3 separate regions of the Homo sapiens genome follow, and all the other regions are linked to region 2. A link is a loop called in an ENCODE intact Hi-C map of the cell type or tissue named here. Cell type or tissue: endothelial cell of umbilical vein. All regions are shown on one strand. Region 1 overlaps CRTAP (cartilage associated protein). Region 2 holds the start of SUSD5 (sushi domain containing 5). Region 3 holds the start of FBXL2 (F-box and leucine rich repeat protein 2).

Evidence for each region. A loop is a pair of places that touch in the nucleus more often than their neighbours do. Peaks named below come from ENCODE experiments on the same cell type or tissue, not always from the same donor. Only the 100,000 strongest peaks of a DNase experiment are listed, where the experiment ranks them.
Region 1: a loop joins it to region 2, with 4 times the contacts of the local background. A loop is called at or near these places in 13 of 110 quality-filtered maps.
Region 3: it touches region 2 in a loop (2.2-fold over the local background); 2 of 110 quality-filtered maps call a loop at or near these places.

The regions. Positions count from the first base shown.
Region 1 is chr3:33,127,656-33,135,655 of GRCh38, forward strand. CRTAP (cartilage associated protein) reads left to right here. Exons shown (of 7, transcript NM_006371.5): 4 at 2,284-2,412; 5 at 4,900-5,045; 6 at 6,527-6,610. Among named protein-coding and RNA genes, the nearest start is that of CRTAP, 18 kb to the left of the region's middle. RefSeq lists enhancers at 4,035-4,084, 6,642-6,711. In endothelial cell of umbilical vein, a CTCF peak has its summit at 4,140 (motif pointing right); DNase peaks (open chromatin) are centred at 4,136 and 6,616; H3K27ac peaks cover 326 bases.
Region 2 is chr3:33,214,441-33,222,440 of GRCh38, forward strand. SUSD5 (sushi domain containing 5) reads right to left here and starts at 4,370. Exons shown (of 5, transcript NM_015551.2): 1 at 4,246-4,370. The coding sequence starts at 4,357. In endothelial cell of umbilical vein, no CTCF peak of the experiment used is centred here; DNase peaks (open chromatin) are centred at 3,761, 3,981 and 4,471; H3K4me3 peaks cover 1,723 bases; H3K27ac peaks cover 416 bases.
Region 3 is chr3:33,273,276-33,281,275 of GRCh38, forward strand. FBXL2 (F-box and leucine rich repeat protein 2) reads left to right here and starts at 4,167. Exons shown (of 15, transcript NM_012157.5): 1 at 4,167-4,240. The coding sequence starts at 4,238. LOC124909362 (a long non-coding RNA gene) reads right to left here and starts at 4,079. Exons shown (of 2, transcript XR_007095861.1): 1 at 3,893-4,079; 2 at 1,972-2,125. RefSeq lists silencers at 3,988-4,057, 4,122-4,289, 4,258-4,437. In endothelial cell of umbilical vein, no CTCF peak of the experiment used is centred here; a DNase peak (open chromatin) is centred at 4,226; H3K4me3 peaks cover 1,711 bases; H3K27ac peaks cover 863 bases.

The sequences.
Region 1 (8,000 bases), 87 kb before region 2:
CAGGCTGGTCTCGAACTCCTGACCTCAGGTGATCCACCCACCTCGGCCTCCCAAAGTGCTAGGAGTACAGGCGTGAGCCACCGCACCCGGCCTATTATATTTTATTTTTGAGACTGAGTCTCACTCTGTCGCCCAGGCTGGAGTGCAGTGGTGCGATCTTGGCTCACTGCAACCTCTGTCTGCCGGGTTGAAGCAATTCTCCTGCCTCAGCCTCCTGAGTAGCTGGGACTACTGGCAGGCGCCACCACACCTGGCTAATGTTTTGTATTTTTAGTAGAGACAGCGTTTTGCTGTGTTGGCCAGGCTGGTTTCAAACTCCTGACCCCAAGTGATCCGCCCGCCTTGCCCTCCCAAAGTGCTGGGATTATAGGCTTGAGCCACCGCACCCAGCTCTGTATAATTATTTTTATTTCAGAACTATTTGGAAGTATGTTGCACATGCATTATTACTCTTTACCCCATTATACTTCAGTTTATTTCCTAAGAACAATAATATTATCTAAATATCCATAGTAATTAAATTCAGGAAACTTAATATACTAGATACAATGCTTGTATTCAATCTGTAGTTCATATTCTCTTTTTGTTAATTGTCACAATAATGTTCTTTCTAGCACCTTTTTTTTTCCTGGTACAGGTTCCAGTTCAGAATCATGCTTCCTATTTATTTGTCATCTTCCTTTAGAATTCTTTAATCTGGAACAATCCTTTGGCCTTCTTTGTCTTTTTATGCCAATGATATTTTTTAAGAATATAGGCTAATTACTTTGTCAACATTCCTCAATTTGGGTTTCTATTATGTGTCTTCACAGTTACATTCAGGTTGTGTATTTTTGGCTGGACCGCTATATAAATGTCCTCCTCAGGATATCACGTCAAGATATGTATGATGTTTGTTTGCACCCTTATTGTTGATGTTAATTTTTTGTTGTTGGTGGTAGTAAGTATGTAAGGCTTTTTTGTTGGTGATGGTAGTAAGTATGGAGGCGTGTTTTCAGAGTCAACCAAAGTGGAAATAATAGTTCAAAGAGTAAATGTTTCTGTAAATTAATTTTAGTGTTTTAAGGTATCATTTTGTACTTCCTACCAGCAATGTTTGAAAGTGCCTGTTCCTCCACAGTCTTATGAAATGTGTGCAACCCTTCTGGAGTCTTTTGCTTCTAGCTGCATAAAGGGAGAAAAGGGAGGGAGCCAAGGATCATGTGGGAGATTTTAGGGATTAGGCCTGGAAGTAGCATTCCTTAATTGTTACTCTCAACATGTCATTGGCCACGACTAGTCATATGGCCCCAACCTAGCTGCATGGGAATTGTAGTCTTTGACTATATTTAGGTTCACCTTACTCTCTTTCAAAGGCTGTGTAGATTCTGTTATTTTTATATACTGTAATTTATTAATCCTCATCCTATTGATTGGCATTTAGGTACTTACAAGTTTGTTTGTTTGTTGTTATAAACAGTGTTTATGTATGCCTGTGTCTAAAGAAAATTTCCTAGAAGTAGACAGCTGGGTTGGAAAATATGTGTATTTTAACCTTTGATAAATTTTGCCAAATTGTTCTCCAAAAAGTTTGTTCCTGTTTTGCTTCCATCAACAGAATATGAGAGTGTAAGTTTCACTGTTCTCTTCTTAATACTACAGTATGAATTTGTAAAACTTTTGCAATTTGGTAGTTTAAATTATTTTGGGGGTAATTGTATTTCCTAATTACAAAAGAGGTGTAGTGTCTCTCAATGTTTTTTAGACATTTTAATAATTTCTATTAATATCATTTGGCCATTTATATAGTGGATGTTCATCTTTTTCATATTGATTTGAAACAACTTTGTATATTAAAGATTTTCAGCTCCTTGTAGGTGTTGAAAATATTTTTCTTTTTCTTTTTTTTTTTTTTTTTTTGGAGACGGAGTCTTGCTCTGTTGCCCAGGCTGGAGTGCAGTGGCGCGATCTCGGCTCACTGCAAGCTCCACCTTCCGGGTTCACGCCATTCTTCTGCCTCAGCCTCCTGAGTAGCTGGGACCACAGGCGCCCACCACGACGCCCAGCTAATTTTTTGTATTTTTAGTGAGACAGGGTTTCACTGTGTTAACCAGGATGGTCTCGATCCTCCTGACCTTGTGATTCGCCCGCCTCAGCCTCCCGAAGTGCTGGGATTACAGGCGTGAGCCACCGCGCCCGGCCTGTAAATATTTTTCTTTTAACTTTTTCATTTGGGCAGGAGGCAGTAGCATATTAAGAAAGTAATGGATCCACTGCTCTGAAAATTTATATGTTTTGTTTCAGATCATTATGTAGAAGTTCTGGAATGCAAAATACAGTGTGAAGAGAACCTCACCCCAGTTATAGGAGGCTATCCGGTTGAGAAATTTGTGGCTACCATGTATCATTACTTGCAGTTTGCCTATTATAAGTGTAAGTAATCTTCTGTGACATCTTGGGTGAGGCACTTAGTCCTTCTAAGACTGTAAAATAGAGGTAATAACTCTTAGCTACGGTTGTTGAGAGTTCATCAAGGTCCACTGACAACCCTGGTGCTATGCTTTGCACAAAAAGGCAGCATGGCTTAGTGATTCAGGGCAGAGCCTGTAACCACAGTGCCTGGGTTCGATTTCAGCCTTATCACTTACTAGCTTCTCTGTGCTTTAGTTTCCTCATTGTGAATAGAGATTGTAGTACTAACCTCATAGGATTGTCCTGAGGAGTAAATGAGTTAATAGATGTGAAATGTCTGGGGTATTCCCACACTGGCACATAGCAAACTGTGTGTTTGTTTTTGTTATCATTATTTCCCTTCCTCCTTATCACTAGCTTTACTTTTCAGACTGTTAGAGTTTATTTTCTTTTCTTTTTTCTTTCTTTCTTTTCTTTTCTTTTTTTTTTTTTTTTTTTTTTTTTGAGACAGAGTCTTGCTCTGTTGCCCAGGCTGGAGTGCAGTGGTGTGATCTTGACTTACTGCAACCTCCGCCTCCCAGGTTCAAGTGATTCCCCTTCCTCAGCCTCCTGAGTAGCTGGGATTACAGGTGTGTGCCACCACGCCTAGCTAATTTTTTGTAATTTTAGTAGATATGTGGTTTCACTATCTTGGCCAGGCTAGTCTTGAACTCCTGACCTCAAGTGATCCACCCACTTCAGCCTCCCAAAGTGCTGGGATTACAGGTGTGAGCCACTGCGCCCGTCCTGTTAGTTTCATTCTAGTTGGTCCTCCCTTGATCTGAAATGGGAGTTTCTCAATCAGAACGTTCTAGTGGACAATGGGAAGCAAACGTGGGAGAGAAGGAAGTTCAGGGTTAGACTTCAGAGCCTGCGTGTTTCGGCTTTTCCTCCTCTCCCTGTACCTGACTTTGCCAAGTGCCACTTGTTCAAGCAGTGTGTCCCTTGGCAGTTCAGTTCCAAGCACAGAAGAATTATTAGGGAAAGTGGCAGTAGGACTTCCTCTGCCCTAATGAAATGCCAGGGTCTAGCGGTGGCAGGTTTCTGGCTAGAATAGATCCCCTGGGTCGCCCCTTCACACTCAGGAGTGGCTGGTCTCAGGGTGCCTTGGGAAGAGTGAGAGAGGTGATCTTGGCTTTAGCCCTCCTTTCCCACTGTGGTAATTGTGTTTTTTTTTTGCGGGGGGGGGTTCCTCTTTATCTCACCTCCCATCCTCTTCAGAACACGTAAGCCTTGCACCCTGAAGGTCAGAAAAAGAAAAAGAATATGTATTATATAAATATAAAAAGCCATAAGGTCTTCTAGCTCACTGAGCATGGCTTGGTTCTAAATGTATAAAGCTAGAACACTAGGAATTTAGAAGTGTTCTGGATGCATGCGGGCTCTGGCAGCTCCCTGGGCCTCTGAAATCCTCACGTGCCCTGAAAATCGCCCTGCATATCAGAAACTGGCAAAGACTTATCAACACTGGTGGACTGAGGCCTCTAGCTATGCTTGCTGCTTCCCAGGAAATCTGCTTTCGGGGATCAACAGTATGAATGAAGTGTACTTCCTGAAATGAGCTTCCTGAAAATCTGCCCCGTTTTGAATTTTTTCTAGACCACCTACCATGCTACATTGCTTGAGGGCAGGTGGTATTATTTATATTTGAAGAGTAAATGTCCCTAAGAGCTGGCTTTAAAGTAGTCATTACAGGAAACAGCCACTGGGTGGCACAATTTATTCATACCCAAGCTTTGGCTTCTCCGGCCAACCACAGCTTTAGCAAAGGTACTGTTGTGTAAATTAGAGTGGAATGTGCCAGAATACATACCAGGGGCTTGTGTCTCATCACCTCTTCCTCATCCTGCACTCCCAAGACAAATCCCAAGCCCTGCAAAATCCCTATGCTGAAGGTACTGTCACAGGTGGGCAACACCAAGCAGAGAGGCTGGAGGTGGGAGTTCCAACCTCAGGAGGTGGCAAAACTAGGCGACTTTCCAAATCCCCTCCAACCCAGAGGCTCCACCATCCTTTGGGTTTTCCAGGTCTGGTTTAGCTGTAGGGGAGCTAACCTAGATCTGGAGACTGTGGTCCCATCCAGATGGGATCCAGACACTCTAGGACCCAGATGAGACACCTGTTTGCTGAGCACATCCTCCCTATCTCCCTCAGCCCCAGGACAATCCAGCTTTTTCCAGCTGCTTCCAGGGACCTGAGACCAGCTCAGGTCACCAGAGCTGGAAGTGGAACATAGGCATTTCTCCATAGGCATGTGCCTAACTAGAACTAAGTTTCAAGCCTGGCCTCCAGGCTGCCGTGGAGACCCCATCTGTGGCCTGCCCACCCAGGGCTGCCAGTCGGCCCCAGGCTCTCTGAAGAAGGACTGTGGAGAAGGGGCTTGTTCATATGGCCTTTTTGTTTAGAAGCAGAGAAATTATAGGGTGTGGTTTGCTGATTTCTTCATTTGTCTTTTCTTCCCAACCCTAGTGAACGACCTGAAGAATGCAGCCCCCTGTGCAGTCAGCTATCTGCTCTTTGATCAGAATGACAAGGTCATGCAGCAGAACCTGGTGTATTACCAGTACCACAGGGACACTTGGGGCCTCTCGGATGAGCACTTCCAGCCCAGACCTGTAAGTCTGGTGCACCACACCTTCCCTTTTCTCTTCATTCTTGCCTTCTGGAGACTACCTCGTGCCTTAAGAGAAAGGGTTATTTTGGAAATAAAGGGGCTGGGCGCGGTGACTCATGCCTGTAATCCCAGCACTTTGGGAGGCCGAGGCGGGCGGATCATGATGTCAGGAGTTCGAGACCAGCCTGGCCAACACGGTGAAACCCCATCTCTACTAAACATACAAAAATTAGCCAGGCGTGGTGGCACGTGGCTGTAGTCCCAGCTACTTGGGAGGCTGAGGCAGAAGAATCGCTTGAACCCAGGGGCAGAGGTTGCTGTGAGCCGAGATTGCGCCAAAAAAAAGGAAATCAAGGAAAAGTCATTTTTTTCTGTAGTTTTGTGCATGTGTGTGTTTTAACATTTTACTGCTTCATTCTGATTTCTGAATCTGTAAAAACTCTACAAATTTCAAACATTACAGAAATATTTTACTTTGAAAACAAAATTCTCTCATAATCCTACACCTTCTTTCTCTCTCGGAAAACAAAATTCTCTCGTAATCCTACACCTTCTCTCTCTCTTTTTTTTTTTTTTTGAGACAGAGTCTTGCTCTGTCACCCAGGCTAGAGTGCAGTGGCGTGATCTTGGCTCACTGCATCCTCTGCCTCCTGGGTTCAAGCGATTCTCTTGCCTTAGCCTCCCGAGTAGCTGGGATTACAGGCGTGCACCAACATATCACACTAATTTTTGTAGTTTTAGTAGAGATGGGGTTTCGCTGGGCTAGTCTCGAACTCCTGGCTTCAGGTGATCTGCCCACCTCAGCCTTTCAAAGTGCTGGGATTTACAGGCATGAGCCACTGCGCCCAGCCTGTGCCATCTCTTTATCTCCTGCTTTAAAGGTATATATTTACTCATATATATAGTAAATATTTGTGTATTTTTATAAAAACAAGGTCATATTTACATAGTTTTACAACTTTTTGCAACTTTGTCTTTCTGACAATTTGTCGTGAATATTTCTCCATGTCACATCCATGTATCATCTTAATTATTATCCTTTAACAGCTCCCTGGTAGTCTCTTTTGCGGATGGACCATCATTTAATTCCCTTGATAGGCAAACTCACCACTTAGCATGTGTTGTCAGTGAACCCCATTCATTATATATTACTTTCAAAAGATTTTTTCTAATTGATCTTTGCTCTTGTATTTTCATTGGGATTTCTATATGCCATCTTGATTTTCATAAGTTTGTCTTCCACTGAGGGCTGGCCACTCTTTTTTAAAAATTGAGATATAATTTATATAGGATAGAATTCACCTTTTTAAAGTGTACAATTCAGTGGTTGTTAGTATATTCAGAGTTGTACAGCCATTACCACTATCTAATTTTAAACATTTTCATCACCTTAGAAAAAACCCCATATCCTGTTCCTCCCTCCTCCCAGTTCTAAGATGAAAAGGTTGGTCCTATAAACTGTTCTCTGTTGTGTCTGAACAGGAAGCAGTTCAGTTCTTTAATGTGACCACACTCCAGAAGGAGCTGTATGACTTTGCTAAGGAAAATATAATGGATGATGATGAGGTAAGTTTTCATGCTTAGCACATGTCTGGTGGCTACGAGAAAATATTACTCACATCTTTGCTAGAATCACTGGAAGGCTGAGTCCTCCCTGAAGTAAGAAACAGAGGGGACCTTGAGAAAGACAGTTCCTGTGGGTGTTTCAGTGACAGTCAGAATGCTGGCATGGGAAAGAGCGGCTTTCTAGGAAACCTAGGCAGGAGTGCCACATTTCCTGATAGCGAAACGGGTGTGGGGCCACACTCCAGGAATTCACAGTGGTCATTCTTCATCTTTTCACTTTATATAAAAACAGTGAATTTTTAATTGCTCAGCACTCTGAAGAGACATGGATACTCACACCCCAATTTTTCTGCTAGACTATTGCTATTATTATTTTTTCTAAATTGCATCTTTACTGTAAGCATTTTGTCATTCTCTAGAATTGCTTGAAATTCCTGATTCCACCTTACTCAGCTGACCCCTTTTCTGACCCTGACTCAACTGGTTATGGAGTGGTCATTTTGTGATGAGTCTGGTCACAGAAAAGCCATCATTAGCGGTAGTATTTAGAGTATTTGTTTGGAACAAACTGGAAAATGCTTACTGAGAAAGCTGGGGACTTGTCAGCTATTGGAGCTCGAAGAGAGCTGTGAGCTTGCTCTGGTCTGATCCTTCGCTTTATAGATGAGGAGCATGGGGCCAGCAAGTTTCCTGAGCCTCCAGGTCTGCTCTTCCTATACCCGTTTTAGGTGAAGTACCTCTGAATAAGACATCTTCGTGGAATTTGTTTTCTGTCTATAAATATGTATGGGATGAACTCATCACTGGCATTAAACAACTGAGTCTCAGTTCTTTATCTATAAAATGGGAATAATAATACTGCCCTCCCAGGGTTGTGAGAATAAAATACTGTGTTGCATGTGGAAATGCTTTCTAAACTGGAAAGTGATGCAATGCCTATGTCTTGGTTTGGGTATCCTTGAAGCAGAGCCTGAGACAGGATCCCAAGATGCCACAGGGGCCATTCCCCCATTCCCTAAAGGAAGGAACACCAGCCAGATACCAACAAGATTGGCCACTGTGGTTTACAAAGTATAGCAGAGGCTGGGTGTAGTGGCTCACACCTGTGATCTCAGCATTTGGGAGGCCAAAGCAGGTGATTGCTTGAGACCAGGAGTTCAAGACCAGCCTGGGCAACATGGTAAAACCTCGTCTCTACAAAAAATACAAAAAAATTAGCTGGGTATGGTGGAGTGCACCCGTAGTCCTAGCTACTTGGAAGGCTGAAGGAGTCTGGGGAGTTTGAGGCTGATATTGCGCCATTGCACTCCAGACTCGGCAATTGGAGTAAGACCCTGCCTCAAAAAAAAAAAAAAGGAAAGTATAGAAAAATATATTTAGAAAAGGTAAG
Region 2 (8,000 bases):
CCTGAGTTAGGTCACTTGATGACTAAGGCACTGATTTAGGCCTCAGCTCTGCTTTCTTCTGCCTCCCTCAGCCCTAGGATGACCCCCTATACAACAGGTTGCTTCCCTTCTCTCTGTCCCTTGCCTTAAGATATTACCAGGCCCCTTTCACAATAAATTCATTTGTGTCTGCTGTACTTCTGTCCTACTGCACAAGAAAACAGGGATGATGTCTGGTACACCTTGGCTTCCTATAGCACATTAATATATGGACATGTAGTGGGCCTCAAAGAATGTGTGATTAATGGGGGGATGGGAACCTGAATTCAAGCAGAGGTGAAAGCCCAGGCTGAAGGCAAATGAGAATTTTAAGCAAGGAAACCACGGTACCGGAGGGAGCACTGAGGTCCCCAGGAGCCTCCTGGAGGAATGAAGCAATGCCTTGGGTGGCCCTATCAAGTTAAGCTAAAGGCAGGGGAGAAAACACCTACTTAGAATGAGACACTTTACTTCCATCTGTCACCAACTTTTTCATAATATATCAGTGATTGGACTAAGACACAACTAAGACACAAGTCATCTGCTTGCAAAAGACTAAGACACAAGTCATCTACTTGCAAAATTATTATAATAAATATAATAATTCCACAGCTTTGGAACCAAAAGTTATAATAAAAATACAAAAAAAAATTTTAAATAAACACTTCCATAGGTGACTGGCACTCCTACATTTAACTACAAAAAGGTAGTATTAACAAAACTACAAGGAAAAACAAAAAAATCCACAATCCTTGAGGAAATTTTAAACTACTATCCCTCTCAGTAATTGTTAAAACAGAAAACAAAATTAGCACTCTTGATGTAAGAACCTATGTGCACTACTGCATACCAAACTACAGAATACACATTCATTTTAGGCACACACAGAACATTTGTAAAACTGATCAAATACTGAGCTATAAAGCAAATCTAAAAAAACCTCAAAAGACAAAAATCATACAAAGCATGCCTTTTAGACTACAACAAAGCTAAAATCACTTATTTTATATATGAAACACTTATATAGTGTTTACTATGGACTAGATGTTGTTCAAATTGCTTTACAAATACTCATTAAATTAATTCTTATGACAACTCTATGATATAGGTGGTATTATCATCCTCATTTTATAGTTAAGGTTTAGTATTAATGCTTGTCCGAGATCACACAGCAGAGATACAGAACCAGGCAGTATGGCTCCGTTAGTGATTTTAATCACTTGGTTATACTGCCTCTCAATAACAAAGCAATAACTAGGAAAATCCCCTTGTGCATGGAAATTACAAAATATACTTCTAAATAAACTGTGTTCAAAGAAGAAATCCCAACTGAAATAAAACATGTCAACTCAAGGGCCAAAAACTTATGGAGAAACTAAAGTAGTTTAAGAGAAATTTATAGCCTCAGATCTCACATTATTAATACCAAAAAAGTATGGTTGAGAATCAATGATCTAAGTTTCTAGCTCAAAAAACAAACACAAAAGTCCCACAAAATCAAATCTTCTAACGTAGAAGGAGGAAATAATACAGATAGAGCAGAAATCAGTAAAACGGAAAGCAGACACACAATCAAGAAAATAAAGCCAAAAGTTGCTTTTTTCAAATGAATAATAAAACGGATAAACCCCTACTAAGACTGATCAAGACAAAAAAAGAGAAAACACAAAGTACCAATATCAAGAATGAAAGGGAACATCACTACAGATCCCGTGGACCCTGAAATGATAATTAGAGATTATTACATTGTATATGCCACATTAGACAATCTAAATGAAGTGGGGGAAAAACTTTAAAAAATAAAACTTAGCAACATTGACACAAAATTAATTTTAAAATCTGAATACTTCTTTATCTACCAAACAAATTAAATTCATTATTTAAAATCTTCCTACAAGAAAACCTTCAGACACAGATGATCTCACACCAAAACAAACAAACAAAAGCCCTCACCCGCAGAAACCCTTTCAGAGTTAAAGAAGGAGCAACTTTACAATTTGGTTTAGGAACCATCATACGTTTGATATCAACACTTGGCAAAGATATTATAAAAAATGAAAATTACAGGCTAATATGTTTCATAAACATAGATTCAATAATCCCAAACCAGCTTCCCTCACTCCAGGCTCAGTTCTAGGTCTTCTTGCTGTAAAATTTTTCCTTAGGATTCTGCCCACGCACATGATTTCAAAGACCATCCTTATACAGATGACACGTTTTTAGAAATAGTTTCTCTCCAAATCTATCTCTTCAAACATCTGTAATTCATCATACTTAAGCTGAGCATTTCTTCTTCTTCCTCCCGTCACCATAGCACACAAATAACTAAATGTAGGAACTGGTGGCAGCTAAGAATTTAGTACCAAAAAGAATCCTTTGATAATATAGCTTATAACTCTTCCTGGTTCTAGTATAAAAGTTGGAGCTCATAAAATTGAGTTTACTATAAGGAAGTATACCTATAATTGTCCACTGAGGAAGTGGGGAAAGAAAAGGAAGGAGAATGAAGAAAAGGAATCATTTCTGGCAAGCAGTAACAAAGAATCATGTGCTCTGGTGTTGTCCTTACTTTCTCTTTGACCAGTGACATTTCTGCCTTTAATTTTCTATGACCCGTATCAAGCTAGACAGGCACAAAATATTGATCCTTATCCACATGGCATTCCACTTAAACAGTTATAATGGGATGAAACTCTAAAACCTTATGGATTGCAAAAATATTTATTTAAAAGGAATTAAAGTTGGCACAATATATCTTGTTCAAAGATTAATATTAGCTCCAATTTATTCTACTTGCATTCTTTAAAATCAGCTTAATTTTCATGGCTCAATGTCAGTCAAAAAACACTACAGTGAAGAATTATCAGTAAACTGCTAATAGGTATGGGATTCTTTTGAGGAGTGATGGAAATGTTCTGGAATTAGATGCATGCAAACCATGGTTTTCACAACCTAATGAATATACTAAAACCCACTTAACTGTATATTTTAAAATGACAAATTTTATGTGAAATACATGTCAATTAAAAAAATTAGCAGTGGTTACTAACAGCCTTCAAAGTTAAAAATGTTTTGTCTCTAACACTCTCTCTGAGGATATGGAGAAATACGACATTCATCCTTAATTAGGAACGGAGAGCTTTTCAAGCCTGCACTTAAAACAGAGAGCACTAAAAACTCTACGACCTAGACGGTTTTTTCCTTGGCTTTCCCCTTTTCCTGACAACCATGCTTTTTTTTTTTTTCCCCATGTCTTCTAGTTTCACTCAATATCGTTGGCTAAACAAGAATCACATTTTAAAATATACAACGCATCCTAAATTGACGGAGGGCTTTTCTCTTTTATCAGTCTAATTCGTCCTAAGCTAGAACTACCTCATGGGTGTGAGAACTGCTGGCTTTAAGCTTGCTTCCTTCAGATGCTCCTGTACCAAGTCAGCGGGATTTTGTTCTAATATGAAAACACAGCTGAATTAGCTTTTCAAAAGGGAATGGATACAGAGCTCCAATCCTGCTCATTTTAGGGCAAGTATTACAAGCTAAATTCAGGCTGAAAAACCAAGCAAACGAACAAGAAGTGGATCAATTCTCAGAGAACCTGCCATAATCTGGCCCTTGCCCACTTCTCTACCTCATGTCTCAAGACGTCCCCTCGCCTCCAGGTACTTTGCTTTATCATTTGTCCCGTTTTTCCTGTCACTCAGAGACAGCCTTTGCACGTGCTTTTCCCTCTGGCCAGGCCATTCTCTCTCTCTTAGCCTCGCTGATTCCCACTCATCTTTCACGTCTTCCCGGACCAAGCCAAAATATCCGAGGGAGTTTTCTAACCATCGGCGGTGTCCTCAGGGGCACATTAATAGACGTTGAGAAACTGAGGGACGGCGGAAAATCACCCCTTAGCAGAGGAGGTTCTAGGGCACCTTAGAGGTGATTTCATTCGAGCTTTCTTGGAGACCTTAGGAAAGCCAGCGGCGGGACTGCGGGACCTACGCGCTCGGCGCTAAGGGAGGGTCCAGGCACCAGGCGGGCGTTTGGGCGCACGGGCACGCGGAGACTTGGTGGGCCAGGAGAGGGATGCTGGGTCGCAGGACCGCGGCTCGTTCGTTCCTCTCAGGCTTGCGCTTGCCGCTTGCCGGGCCGGTCAGAGGGAGCAGCCCCGGCGAGCTACGCCCTCCCTGCCCGGACCCCACGCTCCACCCCCCGCCCCGCCGCCTCCCGCACACTCACCATCCGCCCGCACCGAAAGGCGCGGCAGACCGAGCAGGAGCAGCGCCGCCGCCCAGAGCCCGGGGAGGCGTCTGTGCCAACGGGCAGGCGGGCTGGGTCCCTCGGCAGTCATGGTCCGGGAGTGCGCGGGCCAGCGGACTCGGGTGAGGGCTCTGGCTGCGTTTGGGGTTGCCCAGGCCACTGCCCAGCGTGCGCCACTCGGCTCTGCGCTCTGCGCTCGGCTCACGAATCGCAGGCTTCGCGCCGGGCGCGCCGAGAGGGAGGAGCGCGGAGAGCCGGGGGAGGCTCGGGACGCAGAGCCGGAGCGCCTGGGCCGCCGAACTCCCGGGGGTCTTCTCTGTGGCGCCGAGGAGGCGGCTGTAACCCGGCTCCGCCTTCGCGCTGGGCACCTGGAAACCTCGGTGCCAAAAGGGGCTGCGCTGGGCCGCGCGCTCTGCGGGTACAGCGGGGCGGAGGGCGAGGGCGCAGGGAGGCGGGGAGAGTAGCTAGCCGGCCGCAAGGAGCCCCCGCCCGTCTGGGGGACCCTTGGCGAGAGGGTGACGCAGTCTGACAGGCGGAGCCCCTCCGGCAGGGCCGTTAGACAACGAGTGTCTAACTCTGTCCTCGGCCTCTACTTTTCAACTGGCCTCCTCCCCCTCCCCACCAACACTCTTTTTTTTTTTTTTTTTTAATGAAGAGAGGAAAATCTAAGTTACCTACCACCCTCACTCTAAGGTGTGAAACGCATGGAATAGCGAAATTCCTCTTTCCTAAAAGCGAAGTTTGAGAGTCACTGAGGAAAGGATATCTTCAGGAACGCTTCCTTCACCACTTTTCCTGGTACGCTAGTATTTCTCAAGGAGCAGTAAGAGGGCTAGTGAGATTGTCACCATTATCACCCACCTCCCAAATCAGGGCTTTTTGACCTCGAAAGGGTCTGAGATTCGGACTCTGTCGGTCTGGTCTGGGAATCTACACTCTAAGTTAAAGTGTCCCAATGGATTCTGCTGCAGGGGTCCCTGTTTGACTTGATTCCTTCTTCCTGCTCGCCCCTAGCCTGTCTCCCTACCACCAGCCCTGTTCAGTGAAAGAAGAACTTGCTTTCTTCATAGGTAGAGTAATAAAGATCAGTATTGTTATAACTGAGGCATGCGCGGTGCTCTACAATTTGCAAATCCCTTTTATATTGATGTATGGGTCAACAAACATCTATTGAGTGCCCATACATGCCTGTCCCTGTGCTAGACCCTGAATGTGGCTGCAATCGGTCCTAAAAATGTTCACACTTAAATAAAATATACTTACAATTGAAAAAGTGATTGGTGCTAAAGGGGCAGATGATTATCCTCATTTAATGAACCAGGACACAGACATTGAAATAATTTACTTTCTTTTCACAGTAAGAACTTGGATTTGAATCCACATCTGATTTACTACAGGTGTCATTTTTCAGCTTGCATTAATTGTTGAAATGTACTGAAAAGATTTCTTCTCTCCTTATTACTTCCCATCAACTACAAGGGCTACTATTAATGAGTAATTATTTTGGATAATTAAACTTTGCTTTCAAAATACAAATACTGGCCGGACACGGTTGCCCAGGCCTGTAATCCAAGCACTTTGGGAGGCGGAGGCCGACCAATCACCTGAGATCAGGAGTTGGAGACCAGCCTGGCCAACATGGTGAAATTTCCATCTTTACAAAAATACAAAAATTAGCCGGGCGTGGTAGCTGTTAATGCAGTGAGGTGTTAAATGCAGTGAGGCCTGACAAGTATAAATGAATTTACTTAGCTCCTTCCCTTTTTTTTTTTTTTTTTTTTTTTTTTGAGATAGAGTCTCGCTCTGTTGCCAGGCTGGAGTACCGTGGAGCGATCTTGACTCACTGTAACCTCAGCCTCCCAGGTTCAAGCGATTCTCCTGCCTCAGCCTCCCGAGTAGTTGGGACTACAGGCGTGCACCACCACGCCCAGCTAATTTTTGTATTTTTAGTAGAGACGGGGTTTCACCATGTTGGCCAGATGGTCTCGATCTCTTAACCTCGTGATCCGCCGGCCTCGGCCTCCCAAAGTGCTGGGATTACAGGCATGAGCCACCACACCCGGCCAGCTCCTTCCCTTTTAACAGTTAGCTGGTAACCTAAGGAGTGAGACTTCACATGTCTGGACTGGAGGGGTCATTTTAAAGCCTGGTTAGTGCTGAGAACGGAGGGGAGGGATCAGAAGGTACCTGCCAAGAGCTACCAACTCACTCACTCAGGAGCTTTGCCTAGGAACATTTTAAAAACAGTCAATTGAATATTACTACTTAATTCTCCTAACATTTTCAAGATTATGCTTATTCACAATTGTCTTGGCCTGTCCTGATGTGAGGAGATGGCATGCTGTAAGGGTAATTGGTATGGTTGCTTTAGAAAACCGGCTGTTCCATCTAAACATATACCTGCCTTAGGACCCAGAAATTCCTCTCCTAGGATTATATCCAAAAGAATGAGAACCTATATTCACAAAAATATTTGTGCACAACTGTTCATAGCAGCTTTATTTGCAATGATCAAAAACTAGAAGGAATTCGGATATCATCAACAGATGAATAGAAAAACAAACTGTCATATTCACACAATAGAATACTATTCGACAACAGGAATGAACTACTGAATGAACTACTCAACACGTGAAAGAATCTCAAGGATAGCATACAGAGTGAAAGAAGTCTTACACAAAACAATTCATACTGTGTAATTCCATTTATATGAAGTTCAAGACAGGACAAAACTAATCTGTGGTGAAAACAGTCAACACAGTGGTTGCCTTTGATAGAACGGGAACACAAGGGAACATCTGAAGTGATGAAAATGTTCTATTCCTGATGGGGATGGTGGTCACATGAGTGTATATGTTTGTCAAACATCCCTAAACTGTACACTTGAAATCTTTGTATTTAATTGAATACTTATACTTCAGTAACAAATACTTTAAAAATCAGAATTTCAGTCCTTGCACTAAAAAATAAAGAAGGTTTAATAGAAGGCCAAGTGCGGTGGCTCACGCCTCTAATCCCAGCACTTTGGGAAGTGGGTGGATCACGAGGTCAGGAGATTGAGACCATCTTGGCTAACACAGTGAAACCCCATCTCTACTAAAAATACAAAAAATTAGCCAGGCGTGGTGGCACGTGCCTGTAGTCGCAGTTACTTGGGAGGCTGAGGCAGGAGAATTGCTTGACCTTCGGAGGCGGACATTGCAGTGAGCCAAGATTGTGCCACTGCACTCCAACCTGGGCGACAGAGCAAGACTCTGTCTTTAAAAAAAAAAAAAAAAAGTTTAATAGAAGAGAGTTTGATGAAAGGACCACATGCAGTGATGTGGACAGGACCGAGAGAACCAATAAGGGGTGGTGAAACTCCTGGGTCTAGCAACAGCTGGAAGCTGTAGCCATGGTGAGGCCTGAAGGTGTGAGGGAAGGTTGAGGTGTTACCAAACCAGCAACAGCTGTGGCCATGAAAGAGGCCGCCTGAAAAAAAGGATACCCATAGGTAGAAAAATCAAGATGCTGCCACTGGTCTGGTAGGGAGGGAGTGAGGAAGAAAGACCCTGACCTCTCTCTCCTTCTATCCTTGATATTCCTCTTGATACCTTCTATTGGCTGAACCATTTAAAAGCTAAAGGGTAAAGAAGCACAGGTGCAGTGGTCCTTAGAAGTCACCTTGTTAGGGTGCAGGGTTGGACAAAGAAGGTTAAAGAGTGGATCTGGAATGGCAAATGGGAAACAACCAG
Region 3 (8,000 bases), 59 kb after region 2:
ATTCTGTGATGTCGTTTCTGTTACAACTACTTTAGAAAACAATTTGGAAACATAAATTTCTTCAGATTTATGTAGTAAATCTGTAAACCAACAACTCTACTCTGTTGACATTCCAGAGCTGTGTTTCTCAAATGGGGCAATTTTGCCGCTCTGTGGACATTTGGAAATGCCTGGAGACATTTTTTGATTTTCACAACTGGGGTGCACCATTAGCATCTAGTGGGTAGAGATCATGGATGTTGTGAAACATCTTACATTACACAGGACTACCCTCTCCCTCCAGCCTCCAGCAACAAAGATTTATCCGGCCCTACATGTTAAAAGAGCTAAGATTGATAAACCATCATCTAGAGAAATGTGTCCATGTACACTAGGAGAATGCTCATAGCTTCATCATTTATAAGAGTCCTAAATGGGAAATGATCCAAATGCCTATCAACAGTAGAAGGGATAAATATATTCTTGTGTGCATTCAGTGAGATACTTTATAGCTATAAAAATGTAGTACAAACACTTATAAAGAACTACAAGAAAGTACTTGGCACAGTGGCATGCACCTGTAGTCTCAGCTACTGAGAAGGCTGAAGTGAAGGATCACTTGAGCCCAGGAGCTCGAGGCCAACCTGGGCAACATAGCCAGACATCGCTCTCCAAAAAAACAAAAATAAATGAATAAGGAAATGCAAGAAAATGATTTCCATAAATTTCACGACAGTGATCACCTATAGGGTAAAAGTTGAAGGGGGAATTCAGATTAGGAGAGTAGACATGAGGATCATCTGGGTTGCTGGTGATGTTCTATTTCTTGAACTGGATGGTGTTTATATAAGGGTTCACTTTAACAAAATGTACGTTTGTATTCTATTACTTGTATTTATATCTCATAATAAAAAGATAAAAATAAAGGCTGTCAGTAGTTACAGTATTTATTTTCTATTATACTCCCTACTCTATCAAGTCATATTCTTACTCGGATCTTCAAACTGACCATAGTCCCAGCACAGATGTTCATTCATTCAATCATCGGTATTTACCGAACATCTACTGTAAGTCAGGAACTGTTCTAAACACTAGGAATACACAATGGAACAAGATAGACATCTTGCATTCCAGAGCGGGGAGACAGGAAGTAATTAATAAACAAAAAGGTATAAAAGATAATTTTGAGGGGGGCTAAGTACTTTGAGAACAAGGCAGAGTTAAATGAGAGAGGCTGACTGAAGTGAGAGTGACCGGAATGAGCTATTTTAGGTCAGTAAAGGCTTTTGCGAAGATGACAATTGAGGAGATAACTGACCTGTATCAAATGAAGGAAGGGCCTACATGAAGTTCTGCAGGAAGAATATTCCATATAAAGGAAGCAGATATTATTGAGGCTTTTAAGTACAAAAGTATTTGATGCGTTTGAGGAACCTCAGGAAATAAAAGTGTGGTTAGTGTGGCGTGAATGAGGGAAGAGTGACAGGAGATGGAGTTGGTGCAGTGGGCAAGGCCTCCATCGTGTACCATTTTGGTAGACCATGGAAAGCATTTGTATTTTTTTCTTTTTCTTTTTTCTTTTTTTTTGGACACAGAGTCTTGCTCTGTCACCCAGGCTGGAGTGCAGTGGCGCGATCTCCACTCACTGCAACCTCTGCCTCCCGTGTTCAAGTGATTCTTCTGCCTCAGCCTCCCAAGTAGCTGAGACTACAGGCGCCCGTCACCACACCTGGCTAATTTTTGTGTTTCTAGTAGAGATGGGGTTTCACCATGTCAGCCAGGCTGGTCTCGAATTTCTGACCTCAGGTGGTCCTCCCACCTCGGCCTCCCAAAGTGCTGGGATTACAGGCGTGAGCCACCTTGCCCGGCCTGTATTTTTTTTTAAGTGCTATGAGAAGCCACTGAAAATGCTGCTATTGTGTAGGATGCAGGAGGGAAGACATGGGGTCATAGTCCACTTGTGCTGCTATAACAAAATACCACAGGACTGTGTAATTTATAAACAAAAGAAATTTATTTTTCATAGTTCTGGAGGCTGGGAAGTCTAAGATCAATGGGCTGGCCGATTTGGTGTCTGGTGAGGGCTGCTCTGCTTCCAAGATGGTGTCTTGTTGCTGCATCCTCTGGAGGATTGCTGTGTCCTCACCTGGCAGAAGGGATGAAAAGGCAAAAAGGGGCTGAATTCACTCCCTCAGGCTCTCTTATAAGGGCATTAATCCCATTCATGAGGACAGAGCTCTCACGGCCTACTCCCCTCCTTGAGGTCCTCTTCCTAAAACTGTCACATTTTATATGTTTTCATATAAAGTTTGAAGGGGACACAAACATTCAAATCATAGCACATATGGAGATGAATTTGGGTGAGACAATAGTGGTTGTGAGGTGGAGATGTTGTAGAGTGGATAGATTGAGAATTTAAGGTGGAGTCAAGAATATGTGATAATGGACTGGAAGTGAGGTGTGAGGAAACAGCGGAATCAGGGACAATTCCTAGGTTTTTGTCTTAACAATCAAGGGGATAGTAGGGACTTTCGCTTTGAGAAGACTGGGGAGTAAGAAACTTGGATCAAGAGGTTAATTAGGGCCATATTACGTTGTGATGTCTATTAGGCACTCCGGGGGAGATGTCAGGTCAGCTGTTGAATATGATTCTTCTTCACAGATTTTTTTTTACACTTTAAAATTCTTTTTCTCTTTTTTGTAACTTTTTTTGTTGTTGTTTTTATTTTGTCATTTTTTTCTGCTTCTAACACACCAAAACTCACTCCTTCCTTCCTTCCTTCCTTCCTTCCCTCCCTCTCTATTTCTTTCTTTTTTTTTTTTTTTTTGAGACAGAGTCTCACTCTGTTGCCCAGGCTGGAGTGCAGTGGCACGATCTTGGCTCACTGCAAGCTTCACCTCCTGGGTTCACGCCATTCTCCTGGCTCAGCCTCCAAGTAGCTGGGACTACAGGCACCCGCCACCATGCCGGCTAATTTTTTGTATTTTTAGTAGAGACGGGGTTTCACCGTGTTAGCCAGGATAGTCTCAATCTCCTGACCCCTTGATCCATGGGCCTCGGCCTCCCAAAGTGCTGGGATTACAGGCGTGAGCCACCGCGCCCGGCCTTTCTCACTCTTTCTTTCTTTCGAGTCAGGGTCTTGCTATGTTGCCCAGGCTGGTCTCAAACTCCTGGCCTCAAGCAATCCTCCTGCTTCAGCCTCCCAAAGTGCTGGAACTACAAGTGTCCCATCGCACTGGGTCCTTCTTCATAGAGTTAATGGACTAGATTTCAGGATATCTAGAGTTCCCTTCAACCATATTAAAAACATTCAACAAATTGCCAGTTGATTTAATGAATTAGACAACATGCATAGAATGCTATTCCATTAAGTGGTATGCAAAGATAATAATTTTTTTTTTTTTTTTGAGACGGAGTCTTGCTCTGTCGCCCAGGCTGGAGTGCAGTGGTGTGATCTCAGCTCACTGCAAGCTCCACCTCCCGGGTTCACGCCATTCTCCTGCCTCAGCCTGCCGAGTAGCTGGGACTACAGGCGTCCCCCACCATGCCTGGCTAATTTTTTGTATTTTTAGTAGAGATGGGGTTTCATCGTGTTAGCCAGGATGGTCTTGATCTCCTGACCTCGTGATCCGCCCGCCTCGGCCTCCCAAAGTGCTGGGACTACAGGCGTGAGCCACTGCGCCTGGCCCCAAGATAATCATTTTTAATCTAAAAAAGTAGATTATAAAACAGTTACCTATGGTTTGCCACCATTTTTAAGAATACAGTATATTATAACAACTCATTGGAAGCTTGAAGCAGATAGAATGGAATCTGAGCAGTAGCTACTTCAGGTGCTGGGGTGAGTGTCGTTTTATCCTTTTAAATTCTTGTTATTGGTAATTTAAAATGTTTTCAATAATCATGCATTACCTGTATAACGTTTTTTTTAAAAAAAAAAAAATCCATGGTCTCTTTCAGCTGGGCAGTCTGCGGCTGGGTAATCTGTCAGGTGAGGGACATCAAGGTGATCAGACTGAGAGGATGGACCAGATACGAAGTGGGAGAGGCGAAGAGGCCCAGTTCCAGGGCCGGGGGCGAGGGGTGGGCGGTCCAAAGGGCACCGCCCCTGCGGGTCACGTGCTCGCCGACCACCAATGGCCGCCTCCGAGCCCACCTTGGGGACGGGGCGGGGCGCCTGGCTGGCGTCACCAGGACAACGGGCGTCGCCGGCGCCGTGTGACTTCGGGCTGTGGGCTCGCTCGCGGCTCTTCGGCCATGGTGAGTCTGGGACCCGCGTCTGCCTAGCTGCCCCGCCCTACCCCTACCGGGCTGGGTCCGCACGCCGCCGCCCGCTAGGGTCGGGCAGGCGGCGCAGGGGTCGTGGAGAGGCCGGGCCGCGGCCTGCGAGGCTGCTGGGCAGGGCAGGGCTGGGCGGGCCCGGGGAGGGGTAACCTGGGGGATTCAGAGCGCCCGCCTGCCGGGGGGCGACCGCGATGCAGCGTTCCCTGCCGCTGGAGTCGGGGTGACAGCCCGGACCCCCACCCAGTGGGCCGCCGGACGACGTGACGCTGTTTGGCCCGAGAGAGCCTGGGAAGCCACCCAAGGAGGGTGTGGTTAAAAAAAAAAATCTTGTATATGGATATCATATGTATTTATATTTACACTAAAGCAGTCTATATGCCTCCAGTTTTGTTTCTATGCAGTTATGTGTAACTAATATAAGACATATATCTTCCTTTCAAAATCAGCATTCTGATAGGTTTTTTAGCACGTGGAAATTAAAATTTTTGATTTTAGAGACCCCTCCCCTCCTTTCTAAAAAATAGAGGGCATTAAGCTGGAGGGTTTTTTTTTCTGAGTGCCGCACCCTCACTAAGGGATTTAATTAATTCATAATTAGTGCATTGTAAACGTCTTAAATCATTACCTTTGTTCAGTTAACTTCAGACGGCGTGGGCATAACACCTGGCCCCCTTTAAGCTCGTTTTAAAAACGTTGCTCGGTTTCACTCGGCGGAGGTGCTGGCTTGAACAGACAAGTTCAGAGAATTGCCAACCGAAGGCATAATTCTCCAGAGGCCTTCACGGGGTGTAAGAGAAGAGAGGAGCTAGACTCCTTGCTTGGGGACACACCCTTGGTATAGAATACTTGAGGAGGTATGGCGGTAGGTGTAGGTAATAGGGAAATACTTAGTTTTGTTTTAACCATGAGTAATTAAGTGGAGATTTTCTCCTTATCTGCAGGAGTTTAGTGGAAGTGCTGATGAGCTGAGAATGCAGGGTGCTCCCCGAGTGCCAGCTGGCCTCATGGAGAAAAAACTATCATTAGGAATCCTGGCTGGCTCAGTTTTTTTCTTAATAACCAAGGAGAGGGATGGTGGTGGGAGGTGGATGGTGTCTCTCATTGACTCTGGAAAAGCAACTTCCAAATGTGTGGCATTATTGCTGGCAGGAGAAAAACATCACCCATAAATCACAGTACCATGTAATGCCTTTATTTTGTGTATGTTTCTTTTTTAAATTGCGAATTGCTTTTTAAGTGACAAATTAATGGAGCTGGCAAGAGTTTCAGAAACTGAATTTTATGAAGATATAAGTGTTTCAAATATTGCAGTAATTTACTGTAATATGTTATATGTGAGAAAAGCCCTAACAATTGTAGCAAGGAGAAAGAATATCCAGGAATTAATTTTTCACAGCTCTCTGAAGTCTCATATTCCTCCTGTCATCCATTTTCCTTTATTTTTACTTCTTCCACTTCTTTCGTTCTGACCCACAGCCCACCCTCATTCACTATTGTGAATTTTAGAGTTTTACTTTAAAATAAAAGCATTTACTGTAGTTTTGTATTAGTGGTTGCTTTGCTGAACTTAATAATGCTTTGCTTTTTGTTTGTCTTTAAGCATTAAGAATTTAACTCACAGGAGCTTAATTGATTGATAAGGTGTCCAGGCTTCCATGGAAGTGGGGAATGGTTGGTACAGGAGGGAGAGGGATGAAGCGGCTGCATATATATGTCATCCCCAAAACTGTATTCTTTTTTTTTTTTTTTGAGACGGAGTCTCGCTCTGTCGCCCAGGCTGGAGTGCAGTGGTGCGATCTCGGCTCACTGCAAGCTCCGCCTCCCGGGTACACGCCATTCTCCTGCCTCAGCCTCCCGAGTAGCTGGGACTACAGGCGAGTGCCACCACGCCCAGCTAATTTTTGTATTTTTAGTAGAGATGGGGTTTCACCATGTTGGTCAGGATGGTCTCCATCTCTTGACCTTGTGATCCTCCTGCCTTGGCCTCCCAAGCTGGGATTGCAGGCTTGAGCCACCATGCCTGGCCCCCAGAACTGTGTTCTAAATCACATTACACTTCCTTAACTGCTTGAATCTAAACAAAACTTTAGCCGTTGATATAAATGACTTGGCACATTAATTTTGGAACTATTTCTCAATGAAAATTTCTTCAATTAAGCCATTTATTTCTACTCTATAATAATAATGACAACTAATATTTATTGTGTACATATGTACATAGTTATTACTATAGAGGCAGTAGAAATTTTTCTAAGAGTCGTAAATGATCACAACAACCTTGTGATGAAGATACCTTTATCCTATTTTAGAGATGAGGAAATTGAGGCACAGAGAGGTAAAGTAACTTGCCTAGGTCACCCCACTGATAAATTGAGCCACTTTTAAAACCTGGCAGTTTCTCTCAACCTGTTTATGGATTGTACTGTAATGTATAGTGTATCTTTATATGTTTCCTCATATATATGTTAGGAAATTAGTTTTCTTTCTTATTAGGACTTAAGGTTTTTGAGCACTTATAAATGACTTGTGTTTTGTTGTTCCTGGCACTGGGTTAGATACTACGGAACAGGGTAGGCATGCTTAGTCTTCTCTCCCCTCTTTCTTCTTTCCTTCTTTCACAAAGTTGAAATGAGAAGGAATTAATAAAGACATGAATTAGATCAGCATTCTTACTCACAGCTATACTAGCATTGAGTTTCTCCTGTCACATCAGTTCAGTTAAGGAATTGGCATCCGCTTTTTGTGTGAATCACAAAGACAAGTGTTTTACATAAAGCCTTTTGGATGTGGAGGATTTAACAGTGTTTTTAAAAAATGTATTCTCTGAGATTTTCCTAATTTTTAGATTTTAGTTTCATATTCTACAATTGTTACGAAAAGACTTCAAGGCTGGGCTCAGTGGCTCACGCCTGTAATCCCAGCACTTTGGGAGGCTGAGATGGGAGGACTGCTTCAGTCCCGGAGTTCAAGACCAGTCTGGGCAACATGGTGAGACCCATCTCTACTAAAAATTTGAAAAATTAGCCAGGCATGGTGGTGCACGCCTGTGGTCCTACCTATTTGGGCAGCTGAGGCGGAAGGATCGATCCCTTGAGTCCAGGAGCTCAAGGCTGTGCTGAATTGTGTTCACACCACTGCCCTCCAGTCTGGGCAACAGAGCAAGGCCCTGTATCCAAAAAAAAAAAAAAAAAAAAGAAAAGAAAAAAAGGCATCTAATAATTGTTTAAATTTTAATTCATATGGAACAAAATCTATTGGGATATATATGACTTGTCAAGTTTTTGTTATTGTTTAACACTTTATTGTGTAAAGCAGATTTAGTTTTTGGAAATAAATAATATTTTATCATATAATTTTCCAGTTTAATTTGTTCATTTCGACTTTCCTATTTTGACACTTCTCTCTCTGTATTTGTGGTCAAGACTTGTCACAGGTATTGGGAAGCAGAAGATGGAGGGAACACTGCAAAAATAGTTTTGCCCATTAAAGTGATTTTTTTAATTTTTAATTTTTAAATTTTTTAATTATACTTTAAGTTCTAGGGTACATGTGCACAACGTGCAGGTTTGTTACGTATGTATACATGGGCCATGTTGGTGTGCTGTACCCGTTGTCATTTACATTAGGTATATCTCCTAAGGCTATCCCTCCGCCCTCCCCCTACCCCTCAACAGGCCCCAGTGTGTGATGTTCCCCACCCTGTGTCCAAGTGTTCTCATTGTTCAATTCCCACCTA